Regions from separate parts of the Homo sapiens genome. Here region 1 is linked to region 2. Evidence: chromatin loops called from intact Hi-C (ENCODE). Cell type or tissue: heart right ventricle. All regions are shown on one strand. Each heading gives the region's core, and the rest is flanking DNA. Links, peaks and the distances in the headings are about the cores only.

Region 1 (8,332 bases), core at 291-8,290, 100 kb after region 2:
GTAGCCACATTTCTCAAACCCAGAGCATTGTCATGTGCCAGGGCAGACCAAGCTGCCGGGTAAAAGTGCTGCATCTTCTTGGGGTGTTAACACCATTTGAAGATCGTGCAAGAAAATCTATCTTTATGTTGAAATATAGGGATGGATAGAGAGCAGAATGTAAAACTCATTTGGATATTGACGACAAAACATTCACCTTTTAGAAAGTGGGGAAAGTGGGCTTCTCTTAACCCTACCTCTGGATCCCCAAGGGTAGCAGTCTTGCTCCTGCCCTGTCCTAGCCTTAAGGAGAGTTTGAGAAGTGCCAGTGTGTGGCATTCATTGCTGAAGCCATTCAGAGGATCCCATGGTGTTCTGTGTGATTGAGATAGGGCCTGGGAATACAGCCTGGACACCCACACCATCCACACACTGGGGGTGACCTGCTGGGAAGGATGACAGTACTGTTTCCCCTGGAGACTTGGCAGGTGGCGCATCCTCCAAAACTCTTTGAAGAATCTACATTTTTAAGACATGAAGCTGTGGACAGGGACACTTGGCATTTTCATCCCATCCCTAGGAGGGGCTAGAGCATCCAAGCACTGCAATATACTCCAGCCTGAAGAGGTTCTCTGGGACTTTGTTAAGGGGCATTGACCACTGTTCCCACCTCCCAGGGACAGAATCGGCTCAGAGCGTTTCAGCCGTCGACCCAGCCACTGAGCACGCCTGCTACTCACAGATGTGCCTCCCTTTCTGTTTCATATAGATTCTTTTCTGATGCTTTGTTTTCCTGCCTCAATTTCATAAATCTTTATAGTTGAGTTTTAAAAAATAACTTGCAAATGTTTTCCCTTTGGGTGAACTCTTGCTTCTGTGTGTTGTGATGGTGGCGATGCTGATTCCAAGAGCTAAATATGCGATGAGGATGCCTGTCGCAGGGGTGGTGGCCTCTGCCCTCACTTTTCCTAGAGACATATTTGTAAGTGAAATGTCAAAGGCATCTTTGGTTATTTCTAGGTTCTACATATATTTAACGAGTTTTAAAATACTCGTGCCAAATTGCCCAGCAGAAGATAGGTTGCACATGTTTTCACTACCGTTAGCGGACAGAGAGCACTTGTTTCCCCAACAATGGCGATCAGCATTCCTTTCCACACTTTTACTTTTTTTTTTTTTTTTTTGAGACAGAGACTCGCTCTGTTGCCCAGGCTGGAGTGCAGTGGCTCAATCTTAGCTCACCACAACCTCCTTGATTCAAGCGATTCTCCTGTCTCAGCCTCCCAAGTAACTGGGATTACAGGCGTATGCCACCATGCCCGGCTAATTTTCATATCTTTAGTAGAGACAGGATTTCACCATGTTGGCCAGGCTGGTCTCAAACTCCTGACCTCAAGTGATCTGCCCACCTCGGCCTCCCAAAGTGCTGGGATTATAGGCGTGAGCCACCACGCCCGGCCTTAAATTTGATAGATGTAAAATTGTACCAAAGTTTCCTTTGCATTTCTTTGGTTAGTCACTGCGAAGATTTTTCAGGAATTTATAACCTGTTTCTGTTGCTTCCTTTATAAATTTGCTTTTTATGCTCTGCTCATTTTGCTATTTTTGATGTATTTATGTCTTTCTTTTATTTTAGTTAGAGTCTTAATTTATAGGGTACCTCCTTAGTTTCCAGTTTTCAAAAAATATTATCTCTACCCAGACTCAGAGGCTTGGAACAGATTCACTCCAAAGCGGTATCAGGCCACCACTCCTACACAGTGTCTTTGGGAACATTAGAAAAACTGCTTCTTCCCTGTCTCATACAGCACCATCCTAAGTTTAGGGCTTAGTGAGTGGCACCCAGGTAAGTTCAACCTGTCCTGGGTCCCTTAGCCAGGCTCCCCTGTTCAGAACACAGCTGTACAACCTACACAACCCACTGTGGCCACTCTAGTGTTGTAAAAAGTGAACTAAGCCACATTCTTTTTTTTTTTTTTTTTTTTAATTGAGACGGAGTCTTGCTCTGTTGCTCAGACTGGAATGCCGTGGCATGATCTCAGCTCACCACAACCTCCACCTCTCAGGTTCAGGCGATTCTCCTGCCTCAGCCTCCTGAGTAGCTGGAACTACAGGTGCGCACCACCATGCCCGGCTAATTTTTGTATTTTTAGTAGAGATGGGGTTTCACTATGTTGGCCAGGCTGGTCTCGAACTCCTGACCTCATGATCCATCCACCTCGGCCTCCCAGAGTGCTGGGATTACAGGCATGAGCCACCGCGCCTGGCTGCCACTTTTAAAAATAATAACGAAAACTCCAAGCCATTGAGGGTACAATTTTTAATACAATTAAACCTCCCAGCTACCACTGTGGGCATCATGGTGTTCTGCATGGAATCTGATTTTGCTTGGCATTGGTCTGGTCTGTGCTGTGGCATGCCGGATAGCAGAGGCCTGGGAGGGAGTTCAGAGGCCTGGGTTCTAGTCCTGGCTGTGTTACTAATGCATGGCATGACTGTGGGCAAGCCAGCTTTTTGGGGCCTCACTTTTCTCATCTGTAAAAGGAGAGGCTGTGACTAAGTAAACTTCCAGGTCATTCTCAGCTCTAAATATCTGCAAGTTCGAGTTTTAGCTGTATTTTTCTTTTTTCCCCCAAAAGATTATGACACCTGTAAGACAGGTTAGTTTTAGATTTTTTCTTTAGCATCTGGGTTATGAAAAACAAAATCCATTTTGACGTTTTTGCATTCCATCAAATTTCTACCTGATTTATGCTGTTTTACGTGTGTCTGAAAAGAGGATTACTTACACACAGCCAATCGCCTTTCTCCATTTTACCAAAGGCATCTTGGGGTCTGTGGAGTCACTGAGAGAAGGCATGGATGTGCTTGACAGTGGGAAAATGTGGTTAAATTACTCTCTTGGCTCATCCCACCTTTTCCTTCTCTCCTTTCTCAGTAACTGTTTATGGGGCATCTCCCCGGGGAGGCTCAGAACTGAGCAACCCTTCGAGGACCTCTGTGCCTTGTGGGGAGCCGGGAATTACTGGGACCCTCCTAAGTGGCAGCTCCATGGGCATTCTTCCTTGCTCGCATCCTCATGGCCTCTCCCACAGAGGACACCCCCCAGCCCACTCTCCCTGATTCCACTTTCTCTACCACCCCAGGCCTTTCATGCTTTCCAGCATTCCCCAGAACCCATTCTCTGTGGCCTGTCAAAGGTGGGGTTTCATCCCAGCCACTTCTCCACTTGCTCTCTTCCTAGACCCTCTGGCCCTCTCAGGTGGCCCTGCCTGGCACCTGTGTGCTCCACACCAGGCCTGTCTTCTGAGCCCAATCCAGCTCCCACTTGGCTGCCTTAGGGACCTCTGGACCTCAGATGTCTCAGACCATGTGGTCCCAAATCTAGCTCGCGATCCTCATCCACAGTCCCTGTCTGGCTTTCCTGTCACCTAGCTGATCCCCCAAACACATGGCATCCTGCCTCTCCTGACCCCTGCCCCCACCCTCCCTGACCTGTCTGTCCTGCCCCTGCCCGGCTCGCTCCACATCCGTCCTTCCTTCTCCTGGCTGCATCTTCTGAGGTCTGGCCTCCTACAGTCTCTCCTGCTCCCAGTCTTCCTTTATTGCTTTGATCCAAATTTAAAACAAAGAACACCGCTGTCCTGTGGCGGGCTCCCTGCGGGAGTCACTGCTGTCTCTTTACCCTTCCCCATCTCAGGAGGGGCCCAATGCAGGCTTGCGCAGCTGAACTGGACTTATCCTTGATCAAGGTCAGACTTTTCCCTCTGATTGTTCTGCCACCTCCTCAGCCACACAGTGGCTGAGGGCACCGGACTTTTCCCTTTCCCCTCCCTCTCTACATGTACCCGGCGCCCCTGTCTCCCATAATCCTCCAGAGGTTAAGTAGATCCAAGACCCTTGGGCTGCATGTCGGAGCAAATCCAGCCCAACTTTTTAAGAAAACCAGGGCTCTGGGAAGGGGCAAATGCTGGGTCACGTCGTTGGAGGTTTGTGGCAGGGACTCTCATGCCTGCGTGTATGAGTTTCCCAGGACTATTGTCACGAATTATCACAACCTGGGGGGCTTAAGACAGCAGAAACTCATTCTTTTAGTCCTGGAGGCTGGAAGTCCAGAATGAAGGTATCTGTAGGGCTGTTTCCTTCTGAGGGCCGTCAGGGGGAGTCTGTTCCAGCTTTTCTCCTGGCTCGAGGCAGCTCCCAACAGTCCTTGGCATGTTAGGGCTGGCAGATCCAGGGCTATGCCGGTCCCCTGCCTGCCTCCATCTTCACATGTACTCTCCTCTTGTGTGTCTGTGTCCAAATTTCCCTCTTCTTATAAGGACCCCAGTCCCTGGATTAGGGTTCCAGTATGACCCCATCCTAACTTGTTTACATCTATAAAGACCCTATTTCCAAATAAGGCCACATTCACAGGTCCTAGGGACTAGGGGTCCAACATGCCTTTTAGGAGGGAGGACACAGCTGAGCTAATGCAGTGTGGTCCATGTCACTTGTTTTTGTGGTGCTAGAGAGGGACCGTGAGGTGTGGGTCACACTGGTTCACCTTGTGGGTGGATTTAGCTGGCCTTTGAGGTTGAAAGTTCTCAGCATTGTATTTGTAAGACCTGTATCATTAATAAACATTTTGCTAGTCTTGGATGCTTCTTTGTGTGGGGGGAGCTGGGAGATGGAGGACAGAGGTCACCTGGGCCATCTTTCCAGGTGAGATTATACATTTCAGCCTAGGGTGGGGCAGAGCCACCTCACGGAAGCATCACTTTTATTCTTTCACTTTTTGTCATTTTCCCCTTTGGAAACTAAGCTTGTTCGTGCTCTGGGACGTGCGGTCATGCGTCCCTCACTGCTGGGTTGAGCTGGTAGGCCTGCCCCTGCTTTCCTTTACAGGCGAGTGCCTCGTGCTGCTGTTTTTCTGATTGCTCTGGAAGTTCATTGTTGCTCTGGCCCTCCTGACCTGTGTCTGGCCTTTGCCCATGTGCAGAGTTTGTGGATCAGCATTTCAGGGGTGCGGGGGCGTGGTGGTATGCGAGTCCATAGCCGTGGAAGTTTGGGACCCAAGCCTCATGAGGCAGAAGCCTGGCTCTGGGGCTCCATATTTAGTCTGGAATCCAGCCTCAGCTGCTGCTCTGGGGCCACACTGGATGCCAGAAAGGGCAGAACACTGGCCCGGAGCCAGAGCTAGGACAGCAGGGCCTGCTGTGCAGCGCAGCTGGTGCCCAAGGGGCATGGACCTTGCTGGGCCTGCCCGGAACTGGCCTGCCCCTGCCTTTGTGTCAACCAGGAGGCCTGTGGGAAAGGGGGCTGGGAAGAAAGTGAGCAAACACCTCAGAATTGGAAGGATCAGAACTGGACAGGGCCTCGGAGTGACATAGTCCAGTGCACCCTTTCTGCAGAGAAGAAAGACTGGGGTGGCCCAGGGCGGTGACTTGCCCAAGGTCACACAGTTAATGGCAGAGCCACTAGATTTGGGCTTCTGGACATCAAATCCTTTGCCCTTCCCTGGAACCATGCTGCCCAGGAGGCCAGGCCGTTATCAGGGTGGGACTCCCTCCAGGCACCACCTTCGCCAGAGACCAGAAGAGGATGGCCACACCCTCGGGAGCACGCAAATTGGGAAAAAGCAGACATCCATTTCGGATGACTTCCTGCCCCTCTTTCTGTGCTACTTCCCAGGCTCCACTGGCTTCTGCCACTCCTCACCCTCCACCCCGCCCCCACCACTGAGACCTGCTTATTATGTTAGTCATTTACCCCATAGTGTGAATATCAGTCCTCTCCCAGAGGAACTTGGACAACAGCCATGGAGTGAGAGTTGGAGTCAGCCAGACACAGCCAGACACAGCATTACGGGACATGTTGCAAGGTGCATATGGACTGAAACAGGCAGATCTCAGAAATGGAGGAAGCCCCTGGGACCTGCTCTCTCAGGAAGGGAAGGCCAGGGAGAGCTATTTCCAAACCAACCTGGGAAGTGTGGGAAGATGCTCCTAGCACGTCTCAGCTCCTGTCTAGTGACTGATCCATCTCCCTTGTCCATGGAGACTGGCTGACCCATCTCATGTTCTATAGCTCAGATCTACTCAGGAGGCAGTCCGATGGCCTCACTCATTATAATTACCCTGACTCTTCTAAGGCAGTCTTCCCATCACCCCACCTTGTGGGTCCCAGGCTGGCTGTGGATGGGCCACCCTCTGATGTGGTACCCACCGCTCCAGGCAATGGCTGCCCACAAGGACAGAACAGGCTGGCCTGGAGCTCTGAGCAGGACACATGGGAGAAGACAGACTCAGCATCAAGAAAAGGTCAACACCAGCCTGGCAGGTCCCTGGCCCCACGTCCAGTATGTGCCCTTACCTGCTGTGTGACCTTGGTGTCTGAACCTTTCTGAGCCTCAGTTTCCTCATTTCTAGGGATCCATTCTTCAGATTAGAGGCAGAACTGAAGAGAGTGCAGCTAAAGGCTTAGCTCCCAGTAGCCACTCACATAGCTATCATTGTGGTGCGCATTTCCTCATGCAACCCTGGCAGGTAGGCAGGGCCAGTACTTGTAACCCCATTTTACAGACTTGGAAATTGATAGTTAGAGTAAGTAATGGACCTACCCAGCCCTTTGCATTTCTGGTGCTGCACTTTTTCTTTTCTTTTCTTTTTTCTTAGAGACAGGGTCTCGCTCTGTGGCCCAGGCTGGGGTGCAGTAGCACAATCATAGCTCATTGTAGCCTCCAGCTCCTGGGCTCAAGCAATCCTCCCACCTCAGCCTCCTAAGCAGCTGGTACTGCAGGCATGCACCACCATGCCCAGCTAGTTTAAAAATTCTTTTTTTGTAGAGATGGGATCTCACTTTGCTGCCCCAGCTGGTCTCAAGTTCCTGGCTGCAAGTGATCCTCCTGCCTCTGCTTCGGAAAGCGCTGGGATTACAGGTGTGAGCCACTATGCCTGGTCAGTGCTGTGCTTTTTCTACTGAAACACCCCGGTATTATCTGTGGGTTTTAGGAGCAGTTCTCACCCTTGACCCAATTAACCTAGATACCAGTGAATACCTTATTGTAAAGCTCTCTAGCTGCCGAGAGACCCCAGCTTCCTGGGTTGGTTTGAAAATAGCTCTCCTGGCTGGGTGCAGTGGCTCACACCTACCTGTAATCCCAGCACTTTGGGAGACTGAGGTGGGCGGATCAACTGAGGTTGGGAGTTTGAGACCAGCCTGACCAACATGGAGAAACCTACTAAAAACTACAAAATTAGCTGGGTGTGGTGGCGCATGCCTGTAATCCCAGCTACTCGGGAGGCTGAGGCAAGAGAATCGCTTGAACCCAGGAGGCAGAGGTTGTGGTGAGCCGAGATTGCGCCATTGAACTCCAGCTTGGGGAACAAGAGTGAAACCCTGTCTCAAAAAAAAAAAAAAAAGAAAAAGAAAAAGAAAACAGCTCTCCCTGGCCTTCCGTTCCCATGTGGGCAAGGAGTGGATGCTGGGGCTTGGCCTCATGGGAGAAGCTGTGCGTGGGCAACCACTCAAGTGCAGTGAGTGGATTAATAACCAGCGCGAGCCTGCCTCGGCCACTGTCATTCCCATGACACGCAACTTTTGTCATTGTTAACAGTTGGAGACTGTGTGCAGGCCTCTGCCTGGCAGTGCTGAGGATAGCGATTAGCAGGGAGTGGCGGGGACTAATCGCTCTCATCAGCCGGGAAGAATCCAAGCCTGCCTGCCGTTCACAGGTGGCCTTTAGCTCCTTGGGCCCCAGGGAAAGAGGAACAAAGGGAATCGCTGCAAAACATCTGGGGGCTTCCTCTTGTTCCGGAGAGGCAGGCTGCCGCGGATCAGGGAATGGAGGCAGCGGGGATCTGGGAGGCCCAGAAGCAGTGGAACCACAGCTGGGCTGGTGTCTATACAGCCCATGTCCTGCCTTCAGATGAGCAGGAACATTTTTAGAGGATGCCTGTGAAGTTTTCTCCTGTTCCTCTCACCCTGGGCATCATCAGGGGGCTCTGTATCTGGTGGGAGCATGGCAGCATTCAAGGTGCAGGAGGAAGCTCAGGCGGAGATTCCCTCTGGTCAGTGTACAGTTGGCAGAAATGCCCGGGAGACCCTCAGCTGGGGAACGCACCCAAGATGGAGAGCAGGGGCGTCAACACCTCCGCTGGGATTCTTAAGACTTCGCAGAAAAGGGCAAGTTTGTAGTGCATTTGAAGGACTTGGTTGAATTAAAGCAAAATTATCCTCATTATTGTCATCATTATTGATATTAATAATATGTAACTAGAAATCTTTTTTTTTTCTTTTTTTTTTTTGAGACGGACTCTCGCTCTGTCGCCCAGGCCAGAGTGCAGTGGCGCGATCTCGGCTCACTGCAAGC
Region 2 (8,332 bases), core at 175-8,174:
ATCCAAAATAAAAAGAGCCCCTGGGGCCTTTTTCCTACCACAGTGATGGTGGACCACTTCCTCGGAGCAGAATTAAACTCTTATTTTTAAAAACTGGTAATGTGTGTGGCTGTATTTCAGCATCGCTATGAACAAGACACTGCTTTGTTCTGCCCATTCTTTGCCTCTCTGAAGAGAAGGGTTCATTGCAGTTATCCTATCCCTGCATTGCCATCTTATGTTGGGTGTGTGGGGTGAAAATAACTCATGTTTATTTCACAGGTCTTTAGATTGAAAAAAATGATACCCAAGGAGCTACACCAAAAAACAAAACCCCAAACCCCCACACATTTAAGGAGCTTCAGTCACACTTGGATTTGATTTAATGAAGATATAGAGCAAGTGCTGAAATGGAAGAAGACTTTTGGTGATTATGGGAGGGTAAGTGTATTACGCATATGGAAGTTCATAAATTGTCAGAGCCAAAGGTCAGACTTCCGTGGTGGCCTCAAACAATTCTGGACTCCCTGTACTACAGTAGTATGTCTTACATTAAGAAGTAGAGATCAGGCGTGGTGGCTCACACCTGTAATCCCAGCACTTTGGGAAGCCGAGGTGGGTGGATCACAGTGTCAAGAGATCGAGACCATCCTGGATGACATGGTGAAACCCCATTTCTACTAAAAATACAAAAATTAGCTGGGTGTGGTGGCATGTGCCTGTAGTCCCAGCTACTTGGGAGGCTGAGGCAGGAGAAACACTTGAACCTGGGAAGTGGAGGTTGCAGTGAGCTGAGACTGCGCCACTGCACTCCAGCCTGGAGACAGAGCAAGAGTCTGTCTAAAAAAAGAAGAAGAAGAAGAAGAAGAGTCTTGCTCCTCTCCATATGAATATGGGCCATCTTCCTTGACACTTGAATGCAGCAGAAGTAATGTGCTCGAGCTTCTGAGCTAAGTCATGAGGCCTTGCTGCTTCTTCCTTGGACTCTTAGAATCCTTGCTTTTGGGACACTTTCCCTAGGAAGCCCATTACCATGCTGTGAGAAGTCCAAGCCACATGGACAGCCACACGCAGGCTTTCCAGTCAACAGCTCCATCTCCCAGCCAACGGCATCATCTGCCATGTAAGTGAGCCATTTCAGGTGTCAGCTCATTCAAGCCTTCAGATGACTCTACGACCAGCTGCCATTTGACTGAAAATACGTACGAGATCCTAAGTAAGAATCACCCAGCTGAGCCCAACCAGCCAACAAAATCATAAGTGATAATACTGTCTGTTTTAAGTCACTAAGTCTGGGAGTGGTGTGTTATACCAGTAGACAAGACAACTTCTCAGGTATGAGTCCTGGACCAGAGATCCAGATAATGGGTGTTACCAGCTTTGAGACATCAAAGGAATGCATCAGGGTACCATGGGCTAAAGAGGGTTGACAGGGGCCTCTCACAATAGATATTCAGTAAATATTTGTTGAATGAACAAGCAAATGAATGAATGAAAGTGGGGATGGCAAGAACAGATTTCTCATCCTTCCTAGCCTCAGGAAGGCCTGGCTCTCTTCAGCTACCAGCACACTGTTGTTTCCAAAGCTGTGTCCCCAGCCAGCCCTGGCCATGATGGAGGGGTGTGTCTGGGGACCTTCCTTAGCCTCTCACCCTGGGAAACTAAAAGGGCTTCCTTCTCAGGGTTCAGGCAGCTTCCCTTCTCATCCTGCTCTTCCTCTAATCCATAGCTCTCCAATACTTTTTAGTTCACAAGAGTTTTCCTTTCCAAGACAACCACATGTTTCTACCCTATTATAATGGCCACTTCTAGAAGCCAGCCCCAAAGAGGCTGACTGTCTCCATTTTTTTAATCTCTAGCAGCTCTCCACACCCCTACAATGACTCCAGGAACCCCATAATAATGGTCATGAGAGTACAAGTCTGTTTTCTACTGTGCCAGGATCCACAAAAAGGAAGCTCAGAGCAGGAAAAGCTTTTGCTCTTCTCTGAGTCTTGAAGTCTGGATTTATTCCTTCCTCAATCACTTATTGTAAAACTTTAAGCAAATACTTAGATTTACAGCCTTATTGTCCCCCACATCACAAGGTTATTATGAGGAGTAAGTGGGAGGGTGTTTATGTAACCTAGCACAGATCTGGGACCCGTGAGACATTCTGTAAATATCCATTTGACCATTAATTTTTTTCCACCATTGCAGGAGATAAGGTTGCAACATTCCTACCCAAGGAGCTCTGACTTTGGAGTTTCTCTCTAGTTTATAAGTACCACACCAAACAGTCTCCTAAAAGAGTACTAAAACGGTGTCTTTTCTTACATTCTAAGACATCATTAGTAAGGGAATGATTTAAACGGGGTTTCCACTCTCCTTGTTGTCTCTCCTTGTCTCTCTCTTCTTTTAGGAAAACTGTGCCCCAGCTAAATCAGAGAACACAGAGGGGATTCTTCCCTGTCACCCTAAAGTCTTCCCCTCTGAGTTTTTCTGGCCTCTCTCCCCTGAGAAGTAGGCAGCTATCTTTCATGCCTCTATCCCTTGGGGTTCCTCAAAAGAACTGAGCATCAGCCTGGTAGAAGGGAGAGAATACTGGAAAAAGATGCAGGAGTTTTGGTGTCCAGTTCCAGCTCTTTAACTCACTTTTTAAATAACCAAAGTTGTCTGAATATGTGATGAGCAGGTAGTAAGATATCTGCCACTGGAGGTTTTCAAGCACGATTGAGAAAACTACGTGGCCAGGACACTGTGAAAAGGACTCAAGCATTGGATGAATTATTATTATTATTATTATTATTTTTTTTTTTTGAGATGGAGTCTCGCTCTTGTTGCCCAAATCTGGAGTGCAATGGCGCCATCTTGGCTCACTGCAACTTCTGCCTCCCAGGTTCAAGCGATTTTCCTACCTCAGCCTCCCAAGTAGCTGGGATTACAAGCACCTACCATCATGACTGGCCAATGTTTGTATTTTTAATAGAGAAGGGGTTTCACCATGTTGACCAGGCTGGTCTCGAACTCCTAATCTCAGGTAATCTGCCTGCCTCGGCCTCCCAAAATGCTGGGATTATAAGCATGAGCCATCATGCTCAGCCGAGCATTGGATGAATTATTGAATGACATGACTTCCTCCCAAGAATTTTAAGTGTCTTTCTAACTCTTGAGATTAAATGAATTTATATTGTGACTGAAATTAATTAAAACTGAGCACTAGTTTCCTCATCTGTAAGACAAGAGGGTTGAACTAAATGTTAGCTAAGGCCTCTTACATCACCATCACCCACCACCTCCTCCACAACAATTCAGCTTACCCAGGTTGGCCTACCCTGCTTGACTCTATTCTACTCTAACCAGGTTGCTCCCCTGGGTCAGGGAAAACATTTCCCCAGATAGGACCAAGGCAAGAACGCAGGGGTACTGGGGGCATGTGGTCACCGAGAAGCCAGCCAGTTTGTATTGCCCGTGTCCTGTGAAATCAAAGACTTAGATCTATGACAAAGAACTACATACTGAGAAGGTTAAGAGGTACTCAATGAAGACATAAAAAGTCGACAGTCAGGAAGGAGCTGGGGACTTCAGCAGCAACTCAGAGTCCACTGCCAGGTCAGGACCACCTGTGCCGGCTGCTGCCTAATCTGATATATATACAACAGCACGGTCTACATTCATTGTCAGCCATCCTCACACAAACGTCATCCACAGGAGAGGGTCTTGGCCAGAGCAGAAATCAACAAGACTATGACTTGGAAATTCTAGGGGGAGGGGAGGCCTCTAGCCTCAGGAATTTTGTCACCCAGGTCAGGGTCTGTATAATAGCCTTCTTAAGAGACAAAAAGGGCACTCACAGAGATTTGGACCAGGGCTGGCCTCCATCCAGCTTTCTACATTATCTTGAGCTCACTTGGTGAGATAACATAGCTAGCAGCTTCTGCATTCCTTCCTGGAATGCCTGTGATGTTTGGAGCCCTGCCACATGGCTCAGGCATTAATCATCAACCAGTGGATAAATGTTGACTGAGCATACTCTGTTAGGTCCCTGGTGTGCCTAAGAAGAGGGGTACCCTTTCCCTTTGGAAGGTTGCAGAAGATATATACCCATTAAAAGACTATTTAAAATCTTGACTAGTTAGTGATAACTTCCTTAAGAGTATAGGTGCTAATGAATTTCAGAAGAGAATGATATCCCTTTGGGGTGGAATGGTTCAGGGAGACATCTTGAGAAATACAATATGGGCATTAAGGGGTCAGTGGGATTGTAAATGTCCTAGGGGAAGAGGTGTCAAGACTGGGAGGTCACTAAGGACCTGAATGAGCAAGCTGTGCTGGGGACAGAACTAAGACCTGCTGGCTGAAGAGGGTCCTGAGCAAGGGGGAAAAAGAGACAGAAACTTAACTAATAACTATTTATGCATGTTTACACTTTTCACCCCAAGCAGAGAGCTGGCTCCTGAAGGTCAGCTTTGTACCAGGAAGTACTCCTTTCTTGCACAGAATTTTGAAATTGCTAGTTATCTTTTTTTTCCCTTGCATTGTTCATCTTAATTCCATTGTTAAGATGTCTTAATTACCACAAATAATATCAGATATCTTTCTCAGACATCTCTTTCTTGGAGCCTTCCACTCCTGCTCTATTCTGACCCACTGAGTTCTGGGTGTGTTGCCTGAGGTTTGCTTTCTTGACTCTCCTAGGTTGGATATGCAACAATGCAATACACACTTTTCTCCAGGCAAGCTCCGTTGGACAACTTCCCCAGAAAAGAGGCTTGGCCAAAGCCAAAATCAGCCAGATTGTGACAAGGAAATTCCAGGAGAGGGCAGGAGGCTAACCTGGGGGATTTTATTGCCCAGGGAAGGATGATATGACACTAAGTGGTGAAATGGCACGGCTTCTCTCTCTGTTGGTTTATCCCTGATTTGGGTGGAGCCTGTCCTGGAATGGCCTTCTCAGAAAAGAAATGCTCACTTCCAGCATTACCTCTCACAAGCAGGCTTTGTCTGCTGCATGCTGCATATACCCTTATATGCATATACCCTTATAATGTTATACGCCTTTTTTCCATATGTTTCTAGATCAGTGGCTGTCTATCTCTACATTGGGCACTCAATAATAAAAGAAGGTATCTGATTGTGTGTCCTCACAGCCCCCAGGCTGAGAATTTCTGCCCAAGGCTCAGTGGTGATCTTTCCTCAGGAGACCTTCAGTTCAGTGAATAAATGAATGACATAATAAACTTTATCCTATGTACCAATAAATAGATACACCTGCTATGGACCCATAAAAATTAGAAATTAAAAATCTAAGAAATACATATTGTTTATTAAAACAAAAAATAAAAATAAATAAACTTTGTCCTGAGAGCACTGGAGAGCCATGATGGAAAGTTAAAGTACTTTAGACCTGGGCATGACACAAGCAAATTTTCAGTTTATAAAGATTACAGTGGCAGTCAAGTGGAGAATGGATTAGTTTGGAAGAGTGCTAGAGGGCAGGAGACAATTGGGAAAATATTGTGGGTCACCCAAGGAGACGTTAAGAAACCTAATGGAGGCACTGCCCCCTTTCGGTACTTAGCATATTCATTCATTCATTCAACAAATATTTATCAAGTCCCTAACATGGGTCGGGCAATATTGTAAGCATTAGGAATTATTACTGAGAACAAGAGGGGTATGTACCAGATTGTTTTGTTATTTAACTGTTCCAATTAACTTATACCTTGGCCAAATTAGAGTTTTCCTTTACAGTTTGCTCAATAAACAGGAATTGAATTGAATGGAAACAATACAACAATTCTGATAAAACCCAGAGCTTGAAAGATAGATGATTAAACCTTGGATGGAAGAGATGAGATGTTACAAGGACAACATGAAAAATTCCCATATCTGGGTTTCTAAATTACCCACAAGTGCCAGCATACCATGACTGGGGGAAACACTGTAACTTGGTCTGTGTGTTCTCTTTTGACAGTTCTCAGGCGCATACCCAGTCTGGCTGAGGCCTGAGTCAGTGGAATCTTCTGGTTCCCCACACTTTCAGACCATCACTCTGCACTCCCTGCTGAAGCTCCCATATGCATTTGGGTGGAGATTGAAACTAACACTTTCCAGAGAATGTGGAGGAGGGAAAAGGGGGAGAGAGGAAGGCTAGTTTAACAACAAAGTGGGAAAAAGGAGGGGAAAGCATTCTTATTATTGTTTCTAAAAACAGCTCCAGTCAAGACACTTCATTCAAAGTTGTTCAAATATGAAAATGGAATAGTAAGCTTGTGCTGTCACTGTTCCAAGAGCCTCCTGGAAGGCAGAACACATCACCCTGATTTGTATAGTAGCACACCCAGGATATGATCTCTTCCTAAGTGTGCACAAAAAAAAAAAAAAAAAAAAAAAAAAGCTATTCAGGACAGCAAGGCCTATCTTTGGTGTGTGGGCAAGTCAGTTTAGGGATTGGTGTTGATCTACAAGAGGGGACAAAAACGATCAATAAAATGAAAATGGCAGTACATTTCTCAACTGCTTTTCATCAATAAGCTCTGGCTCTTCACCTCCACTTCAGCGGAACATGGGAGCTAGTCTCAGCTTTCCACTGACAGGTTCTAGGACCTTGGACACTCAACCTGTCTGGGTCTTGATGCTTTAAAAACACATGATATTTTGATTCTCCACTTATCATCCATTCCTCCCCACCCCACCCTGACACATACACACATATGATTCATTCATTCACTCACTCAATTCAACAAAGATTTATTTAGTACCCACTATGTGCTAGGCACTGTTCTAGGCATTGGGGCTACATCAGAAACAAAATATCCCTCCTGGATATTCTGTTTATATTTTAGTTGAAGAAGACAAATAAATAGGAAATATAACAGGCAGTGATAAATAATATTGCAAAAAATTAAGTATACAATGAAAACCCAAAGTCTAAATACTACTATGGTAAGATAAATAGTGTGCAAGTGTGTGTGTGTGTTTGTGTGTATGCATAAGTGTGTGTGTGTAGACATAGAGCACGCAGAGGGAGAAACAGTGGGAGGGACGGGGAGCAGGGAACTGGGGGTGAGTGTACCACAAATGTATATGCGTGCAATTTTGGTGGTAAGAAAGTGGATGGGATTGTTCTGACTTTTGGAAGAACATGGAGTCCAAGACCTAGTTATCCTATGATTCATTATTCTGGCTTTGTCTGGACTGGGGTGGGAGAGAGTCTAGACAACATGCCCTGTGGGGCTCAGTAGCAGATGACCCAATTGTGGGAAGCAGAATGAGAAAGTGACTAGAGAATTACACCTGTCAGACCCCCTTCCCTCTCAGCTTTTGGTAAAAGCTGAAATGAGGAGGAAGTAGCACCTTCCTATGGCATTCCTTACTCTCCTGCTCTCAGGCTCAGCTCCTTTCTGACAGAACACTGATCTGGAAAGTCTGCAGGTCCAGTCATCACTGTTCTCCCCAAGAGGTGAGGGAGTGGGCTCTTCTCCTCACCCGGGCCCTAGCCTGGTCTCAGCTCACCTGGGCTCACCTAGGTTGTGCTGCACCTTCAGGTCCTATGGCCCCAGTACTGGAAGATGCAGCTTATGACAATTTCAGGATATCGTGGGCCCTCTGTGTATGGCAGCTATCATCAACAAGTCAGCCTTCTGACTTTCACTCTCCTCTCCTATAAAACAGGTGTAACAGCTGCAACTTTGTAAGATGGACCATGAGTATTGTTCGTGGTAATAATAATGAACTCCATAAAGGAAGACTTATTGTATGCCAGGCACTGTGCTAGTTACTTTGCATGTATAATCTCATTTATCTTAGCGAAATTCCATAAGTACTATTATTGTATCCATTTTATAGATGAGAAATCTGAACAGAGACAGTTTTTAAAAACTGTCCCAGGTCACACAGTTAGTAAGTTGTGGAGCTAGGACTCAAAATCAGATCTATCTTCAAAGCTAGTATGCTTAGTATTTATAAAGTACTTCAGTCATAATAGGAGTATCAGTTATCTAACTGCTAGGAAACAGATCATCCCAAAACTTAGTGGCTTAAGACAACCACCATTTATTTAGTCCACAATTCTGTAGGCTAACAACTTAAGCTAGGCTCAGTTGGGTGGCTCTTCCGGTCTTTGCTGGGGTCCTTCATGATTCTGTGGTCAGCGGCAGGTTGACGGTGGCTCTGCTTGTGTGAGTTAATGGGATGTGGTCTAGGGTGCCTCGCCTCTCCTCCACATGGTGTCTCTCATCCTCCAGCAGGCCAGCCCAGGCTTTTTCCCCATGGCAGTGACCTAGGCTTAGAACTGGCACACTGTCACATTCTTTCGTTCAAAGTAAGTCATAAGCCAGCCCTGATTCAAGAAGTGGGGAAACAGGATCCA

What was found. A loop is a pair of places that touch in the nucleus more often than their neighbours do. Peaks named below come from ENCODE experiments on the same cell type or tissue, not always from the same donor. Only the 100,000 strongest peaks of a DNase experiment are listed, where the experiment ranks them.
Region 1: it touches region 2 in a loop (2.1-fold over the local background); 11 of 110 quality-filtered maps call a loop at or near these places.

What each region holds. Positions count from the first base shown.
Region 1 is chr18:48,585,132-48,593,463 of GRCh38, forward strand. The region is part of intron 1 of CTIF (cap binding complex dependent translation initiation factor); the gene reads left to right. Among named protein-coding and RNA genes, the nearest start is that of CTIF, 50 kb to the left of the region's middle. In heart right ventricle, for the core only: no CTCF peak of the experiment used is centred there; a DNase peak (open chromatin) is centred at 5,140; H3K27ac peaks cover 4,441 bases.
Region 2 is chr18:48,484,826-48,493,157 of GRCh38, forward strand. No RefSeq gene overlaps it. Among named protein-coding and RNA genes, the nearest start is that of CTIF, 50 kb to the right of the region's middle. In heart right ventricle, for the core only: no CTCF peak of the experiment used is centred there; a DNase peak (open chromatin) is centred at 3,896; H3K27ac peaks cover 3,057 bases.